Linked DNA regions of Homo sapiens: region 2 is linked to region 1. A link is an interaction called in ENCODE POLR2A ChIA-PET data of the cell type or tissue named here. Cell type or tissue: MCF 10A. All regions are shown on one strand.

Evidence for each region. Peaks named below come from ENCODE experiments on the same cell type or tissue, not always from the same donor. Only the 100,000 strongest peaks of a DNase experiment are listed, where the experiment ranks them.
Region 2: POLR2A ChIA-PET joins it to region 1 with 8 read pairs; 1 of 35 experiments calls an interaction of 5 or more read pairs at or near these places.

Annotation. Positions count from the first base shown.
Region 1 is chr5:81,786,450-81,790,449 of GRCh38, forward strand. No RefSeq gene overlaps it. Among named protein-coding and RNA genes, the nearest start is that of SSBP2, 37 kb to the left of the region's middle. In MCF 10A, no CTCF peak of the experiment used is centred here; DNase peaks (open chromatin) are centred at 1,542 and 2,772.
Region 2 is chr5:82,104,251-82,108,250 of GRCh38, forward strand. All of the region lies in intron 3 of ATG10 (autophagy related 10), which reads left to right. Among named protein-coding and RNA genes, the nearest start is that of ATG10, 130 kb to the left of the region's middle. In MCF 10A, a CTCF peak has its summit at 3,255 (motif pointing right); a DNase peak (open chromatin) is centred at 2,141.

The sequences.
Region 1 (4,000 bases):
TTATAAGGGCACTAATCCCACACATAAGAGCTCTGATCTTTCGACTTAATCACCCTACAAAGACTCTACCTCCTAATACAATCACCTTGGGGGTTAGGATTTCAACACGTGAATTTTGTGGAGATGCGAACATTCAGACCATAGCAGATTAGAATTGAAAAGAGCACCACAAAGGCCTGCTTCCATTCAGATATGCATATTTTGGTCAACAGATCACTTTCTCAGTGAAGTAACATCCGATGCTAATACACGTCCAAGCCCGTGTGTGCTTGTATCTACATGTACTAATAGCACACAGCCAACAGAGTGGCTTTTTTCACCAAATAGATTCAAGATTGACTTGTTAAGCATATCTGCTCATTTGCATGAAGAAAGCTAGAATGCTTCACATACTGGGCACACTACTTCAATCTTCAGCTATAAAATCCATTAGGCTCCATAAGTTATTATTTTGCTTAAAAGAGGAATATTCTTGACAAGGAAATCCTAGGAGAAATGCACTGCATGATGCCACAGGAAATGATTTCTGGAGGACTGCAATGAGTCCAGCCAAATCACTTCAGACATCTCCACAGCCTGTCAGTCCACGTAACACTACAGGAAAACACATGCGTTCATTAAAATGTCTGATTTCGTACATGCTAGATATAGCAAAGAATCTGCTGGAAGCTGGACTTCGGTAGATATGACTAGTTTGCACCTTAAGGATTTAGATTGCATATTCTCAACTGAGGAGCACGAAAAGAAAAGAAGGCAAGGGGATCATGCTCTACTAGCTACACACAAGCAGAATTAGTCCTGAAGCAACCTGAGGAAAACATACAAGAATCATGAAACCCTAAAGGGGAAGATCCAGACTCTCTCCACCCATCCATGTCTAGTCCTGGTACCAGCCCAAATTACCTTGCAGCAGACACAAAATACAGAGAAATATTTATATCCTAAAAGAAGAGTTTTATTAAAAAAGAGTCAAAATACTAACTATACCCTAATACATTATATTCTTATGTTAATGTTCTTTTGTGGTTATGAAAAACCATAGCTCCATAAAGAATAGGAACAATGCACTTCCATTTATATTATTATTCTTACACTGTGCACATTACATGCTAATTCAACATTTGTAAGAGAGATATCAACAGTGACAAATCAAGTTTCATCAGGTTAAATTGAGGATTTTGATAGTACCAAAATTAATAAGTCATAATCCACCAATCCATAGTTTTATACCAGCCTCTGTCTATTTAAGGTCAATTTGGAAAAGTTTTCAAGCAACTACTCTAAACCTAACCCCCTTTTTCATTTTGTTATTTGGTTAGTGTTTAACTAAATAAGTTTATAATATAAGCATTAAGACTATCTAAAAAAGCATCCCCCCAGCACCCCCCCAAGAAAACCCACACTAATTTAGGTTAAAAACAAAGTAATGGCAGCAAAAGTGTCTTTAAGTTTTGCAATAATCCTTCCAGTACTTTTGCATCCCAAAAGGCTCCAGATGTGACCAGCCACTGCAAAATGGTAAGTTGTTTATCAGCATTCTACAATGGGAACTGGCACCTGTAATTTTACTCTTATTTTGCATCAGCATTATTAAAACACGTAAAAAAAATGACCAAGTGAGGGTTTTGTGTAATCACACGTACACCTTCAGGGTGAAATGCTCTGTTGGCTGTCTGTTGTCCTGAAGGTGACGGCTATACCAAGCAGCTTCCTTCTCTGTTGTCTGTGTGTAGCTGCTATGAGCCTCCTTCTATAGGGAGTTTCTGCTGGTAGCAGTGACTGGAAAATAATGTGGAAATGTTGTTCTCACAGCCTGTAAAGAACCGACTGTTGATCACTTTTGATAATGCAAAGGATTACAGTGCTTTTCTTTTTCATTCATTTTTTTCTTGTTTTCATTTTTCTTTCTTTCTCCCTGTTGGTTGCTAATAGTCATCTGTAATTAGAAAGAGGCCCCTTGTCCGCCTCAGTCTGGAGTGAAGGTTTAAGAAATAAACATATTTGAATCATGTGATGACAATTAACCACTTTGTTAAGCCATAGATCCCACTTCACCCTTACCACCTCCTCTTAACCCGGAGCTATGTTCCATCCTGCCTAAGGTTTTCCTCACTGCTTCAGCCTGCTCCCAACTTTCCAGTTGTTTAGAAACATGACAAACTGACTTTTGTTTGTTGGCACTTCAACAATGTAGATTATTGGAACTTCACTTTTGCTTGACTGCTGATTTCCAATCCTATATAGCAACAAAGTGTAATTTGTTACTGATATAAAATCAATGGGAGCTAGAAGTTTGCTGTTTTAAAAAGTTTCTTTTCTTTGTTCCTGTCAAACAATTACACACTCAGATGCTTGAAAACAGGTTTTTGTTTGTTTGTTTTGTTTTGTTTTTTGAGATGGAGTCTCGCTCTGTCGCCCAGGCTGGAGTGCAGTGGTGCAATCTCGGCTCACTGGAACCTCCACCTCCTGGGTTCAAACGATTCTCCTGCCTCAGCTTCCTGAGTAGCTGGGATTATAGACGCCCACCACCACACCCTGCTAATTTTTTGTATTTTTAGTAGAGACAGGGTTTCACCGTGTTAGCCAGGATGGTCTCGATCTCCTGACCTTGTAATCCGCCCGCATTGGCCTCCCCAAGTGCTGGGATTACAGGCGTGGGCCACCACACCCAGCTGAAAACAGGTCATTTTTTAAAAGACTCTTTCTGCAAGTCCTTTGCATACATGTGAAGAGAGATGAGTTGGGAAACTGAGGAGCAGAGGGTTTAAGTGACTCACCTAGGACAGCAGAGTGAGTCATCACCAAGCTGAAGTGGGGACTCGGTGTTCCTGACAGCTGATGGTCAGCACAATACACTTGATTATATGGCCTTGGGAGTTAGAGCTCCACAAAACTCTCATTTCTGGTTTAAACTGGGCTTTGACTAGTTTTGTTTCTGCTTCTTATTAATGGCAGTTAAACATGTATTGATACAGTCAAATAACCACAAGGCCAGGGATGCTCTACTTAAGGCCATCCAGGAACTTCCAATTGCTGTTTGCTGTGCACAGGCATACTGAAGCTTAGCGTGCTGAGTATCCAGCAAAACCTAGCACGATCTTTATTTCCCTAAGTTAGTTTTAAAATTGTCTTGGCTGGGTGCAGTGGCTGACGCCTGTAATCCCAGCACTTTGGGAGGCCGAGGCGGGCGGATCATCTGGTCAGGAGTTTGAGACCAGCCTGGCCAACATGGCGAAACCCCGTCTCTACTACAAATACAAAAATTAGCTGGGTGTGGTGGCACGTGCCTATAATTCCAGCTACTCGGGAGGCTGAAGCAGGAGAATCGTTTGAATACAGGAGGTGGAGGCTGCAGTGAGCTGAGATTACGCCACTGCGCTCCAGCCTGGGTGACAGGGCAAGACCCCATCAAAAAAAAAAAAAAAAAAAAAAGAAAAGAAAAGAAAAAAAGGCCGGGCGCAGTGGCTCATGCCTGTAATCCCAGCACTTTGGGAGGCCAAGGCGGGCGGATTACGAGGTCAAGAGATTGAGACCATCCTGGCCAACACGGTGAAACCCCGCCTCTACTAAAAATACAAAAATTAGCTGGGCATGGTGGCATGTGCCTGTAATCCCCGCTACTTGGGAGGCTGAGGCAGGAGAATCACTTGAACCAGGGAGGCGGAGGTTGCAGTGAGCTGAGATCGGGCCACTGCACTCTAGCCTGGGGACAGAGCAAGACTCCGTCTCAAAAAAAAAGATGGATTAAAGAGGGTTGAGAAAAGAGGCAGAGACTAATAGACTCGGGTTAAAAGCTGGCAAAGAGTGGGAGTGTTTGAAGATGTATGAAATGCATTCCAGGCTGGGTGACAGGGCAAGACTCTGTTTCAAAAAAAAAGATTGTCTTTAGTGTCAGCATGGTCAAAATGTTTACATCCATCCAAACAGCTTATTTCAAAACAAATACACCCAGCAGTCGGCCAATCAAGGCTTAATATTAGGAGAGTCTTATTAATATGAA
Region 2 (4,000 bases), 320 kb after region 1:
AATAGATTCTGCCCAACCGTTTTCTAAGGTAATTGTAATAATTTATGTTCCCACTTGCCAAATAGTTCTGAAAGAGTTTGTTATCTTTCCATAGGGTGAATGAAGTAGGTGAACTCCATACTGGAATTTTCTCATCTTCTCTCTTGAAAATTAACTGTCAGTTTTTAGGTCATGCTAAAATACTTTTTTTTTTCAGTTTTAGATGAAATTTTGTGCAATTATAAGTTATTAATATAAAAAATTGATACAACTAATTTGTTTTTCTGAACACTATTCAAACAACTGATTTAACATCCGATTTTATAGGTAAATTAAGTAGTAATGTTAACTGACCAGATTCTGTACTGGTTTTGGTTGTCATATTGGGATTAGCTGAAGGCAAGAGAAAGAGCAGAGAGTTACAATAATTTAAAACTCAATAGTTTTTTCTTAAACACCATTATTTAATTAAATTATCTGTCCAGCAAGGATCTGATAAATAATACCTTTAGAGACCTACTGATTTAAGGGGGAGACAACTTAAGCTTTATTGTTAAACCTATATATGAGATTATATTGAATTGTCATATACAAGGTCTTTTGTTATTATTTTCCAGGGGAAAAACATCTAGAATATAAAGTTATATTCATTTAAATGTATTTTTGTTTCAAAGTGTCTAGTATTTGTTGATGTTATAGGTGTTTTGAAATAAATGTAACATAGTTGAATTGGTTTTGTGATCAGTTTATGCTGCATCCATCTAGAAATCACTGAGTTATTGTGGCGAACACCTAACAATGTCAGTGTTTGATGTTACCACACACTTGCACATAATGACGTCAACAAAGCGGGAGCCTGGTTAATGGCTTTCTTCTCTACAGAACTTGTTCAGTAATTTGCTGTACTGGTATTGGTTAATAGGGTAAATTGATTACTGTAAGGAATGCAAAAAGCATAGATTTTATTGGATACTACTGTTTCCTTTTTGCAATAAACCACATCGTAAATTTCCTGTGTTCATTCATCATTGGGTTTATATTATGTTAAATGAAAATGAATCACATTTTCTGAATATTTTTTTCCACACTTCAAAATGTCTTTTTAGATATTGTCTGCCAGCTAATTTACAGCTCTGAAACCTTGTTGTATCATTTGGAATAGAGCATTTGATAATTTAAAGTGGAATGAATCATTGTTTGATGAAGAATTGCTGTTAAATCTTTTGGGATGTAAGAATTTCTTTGCTGCAGTCATATATGTAACTGTATATTTCAGTGAGAATGCCCTCTGAACATTAGAGGACATATTCATGAATTGAAATTCCAAAAACAAATCTAATGATTTGACAGCTCTGCTCAAAAACAGAAGCTCAGCATTTTAGAGGTTGCCATTTACTGAATGAGTCAGAGGGAGTCTGGGAATACCCTTCTGTACTCTGACTCTTTTCTCCCCACTCCTTTGTGCCTGGCTGCCATTGTCCTATGGCACCCACCTAACAGAGTGGCACCCAGTCACCAGCCAGGCTTTGATTTTGTCAGTTGCAGAGGCTAACAGTCAAGAATCTCGGCACAAGAATGCCAATAGTAGCTTACTGCAGTGGCTAAACCCTTGTTCTTGTTCACATGGAGATTTCTTAAGGAAAAAATGATTTCCAAGCTATGCAGAATGGACTAAAAATACAATTTTGACTTTCAAATACCTGATTTCAATAACAATTTTTAGTGTCTAAAAATTAAGAATAGAATTAATTTTGTTATACATTGTTTGAAAGTAACTATAATCAAATCAAATATATTGACTATTTTTCCTATTTGGCTTCTTCTGACTAAACTGTTGCATTTAATATTACAAGACTTCATTTTTATGGATAATCAAGAATGTGCATGAAACCTTAATTTCCAGCATAGAGGGTAATTGCTCAGTAATCATTTACTTTCTTTAAAACATAACTGCATTTAACTAAGAAAGTAAGAAAAAGAGCTATTTTTAAAAATGGCATTGAAATGGTGTATAAGATCAAACAGCGTATGAAAAATATACCCACCTTGGTGTTATTTTACCATCTTTTACCTCAGTAACTTAAAGTGGACCTTTCTAGTTCACTTGTTTAGTCACGGGATCATAGCAGCTTGCTCATCTCTAGTGGTATGAAGCCGTATTTGAGAGGTTGGGCAATAGAGCCCTACAGTGTTATGTGATTTGCTCAGTAACAGAGGTAGCTCCAGCATGCACACCTCTGAACTGCATGAATCCACTGCCTTTTCCACTTGCCTGTGGTTTACCATTGTTCTTTGTTTCATTTACCAGGGTGAGATCTCATTTAACATGTTTTAGATTACAGAGGTTTTATAGTAGAGCTAAAAGCATATAAAACAAGAATTTATTAGAAAGGACACCAATCTTTAACAGCCTCTGCTGGTCTCAGGTTAATCTTACTATGGTATCATTTTCTTAACAATGGACTATCATAAGCTATATCATAGCTCTTATACACATTTATGCAAAACAATTAAACTATAGTGTATGAATAAACATTCCCTGACCCCCACCTGATTTTCCTACCCCCTTCTATGAGCAAGCAGATGGCCATTTTAAAGTAAGATAAGTGGAGAAAAATAGAGAAGTAATAAGGGGCAATTTGAGCAGTCAGTGTACTGTGGTATCCGTGGGACCCTTCTCCAACTTCATGTGATAGCATGCAGTATAGAAAAGGTTCTTTCAGCAAGTGTTTAGGAAAATATGTTCCAAAAGATCTGCATAACATTAGTGTAACCAAGTGTTCCTCTCTCTGGCTTCCTGTTTTGGAATTAAATGCCTTCAGGGTACTCAGAATAACTCTGTTTAGGAACACAAGAAGAATTTAACCTCTTATGTTCCTAATCAATTTTAAAAATATATATATAGATTAAATAGAAAGCAAAAAGATCTTATTCTACTTTGCTTCTCAACAGTTTCAGCTAAAAATTAAAACTGTTTATACATAAAGTCGGTGGTTTAGTTAGAAAACAAAGGTATAAACAAGAATTCTGACAGGATTATTATCAGCAAAATTTTAAGATCAGTTTTGTCCCTGTAAACAAATTTCATAGACAAACCTTTTTACATGTAGGATTATTTCCAAAAGAACTCAGTGGAAAGTTTCTACTCTGGGTGTTTGCAGGAGATAAAGGGAGCAGCTAAGCTGAATTGATGTTTACTTCTTTGTGGTGTTATTGTTCAACATTCTTAAGTTGCTTCTGCAAAGCCAGCAGAGGGAGCACCAAACAATATTTTTGTTTACCTTAAAGCTTACAATGTATTTTAAAAATATTTTCTTTCACTTGCATTAAAAAATGTCTACAATGAATAATTTGTTGATTTTACATTTTTACTGTATAGTTTTAACTTCTCTGAAATTAAAAGACTTGAGGGGCTTTATTATGCAATTTAATTCTATAAACATTCAGTAAATGCTTACTGTTTATAAGACTTGATGCGTGATGGAGAGTCAAAGGTGAATACTCCACAGTCTCTATTCTTCAATAATTTATAATTTAGTTGGAGAGAAAGAAATGTAAATATCCTCTGTTTACAATGCAGAAGGATAATAAAGGTAGAATATGGGCTAATTCTTAATAAAAAACAAATAGGGATATTATGGAGAAGGTGACATTTGAATTGGACTTTGAATAAGAGGTTTCCAAAAATGGAAATTCTAGACTGAATGGAGCAGCATGAATGCAGGGTATACTTAGAGCAAGACAATTCTAGGCCTGAGGCTAGATAGAACCTGGTTGATAGAGGGGTTATGTACTGGGAGGTGAGGTCAGAATGCTAAGGTAGAGTTAGATAATGGAGCACCTTGAAATCCGTGCTAAGTGCTTTTGAGTTTATTCTGTTGTCAGAGGAGAGCAAACTGCACACCATTTCGAGGAAACAAATAATGTTTTGATTAAATAATACTTGTTTCAGTGTGAAAGCTTGCCTGGAGAACTGAGAGATTAAAGATTAGACATTTTTATACTAGGTAAGGTCAGACAT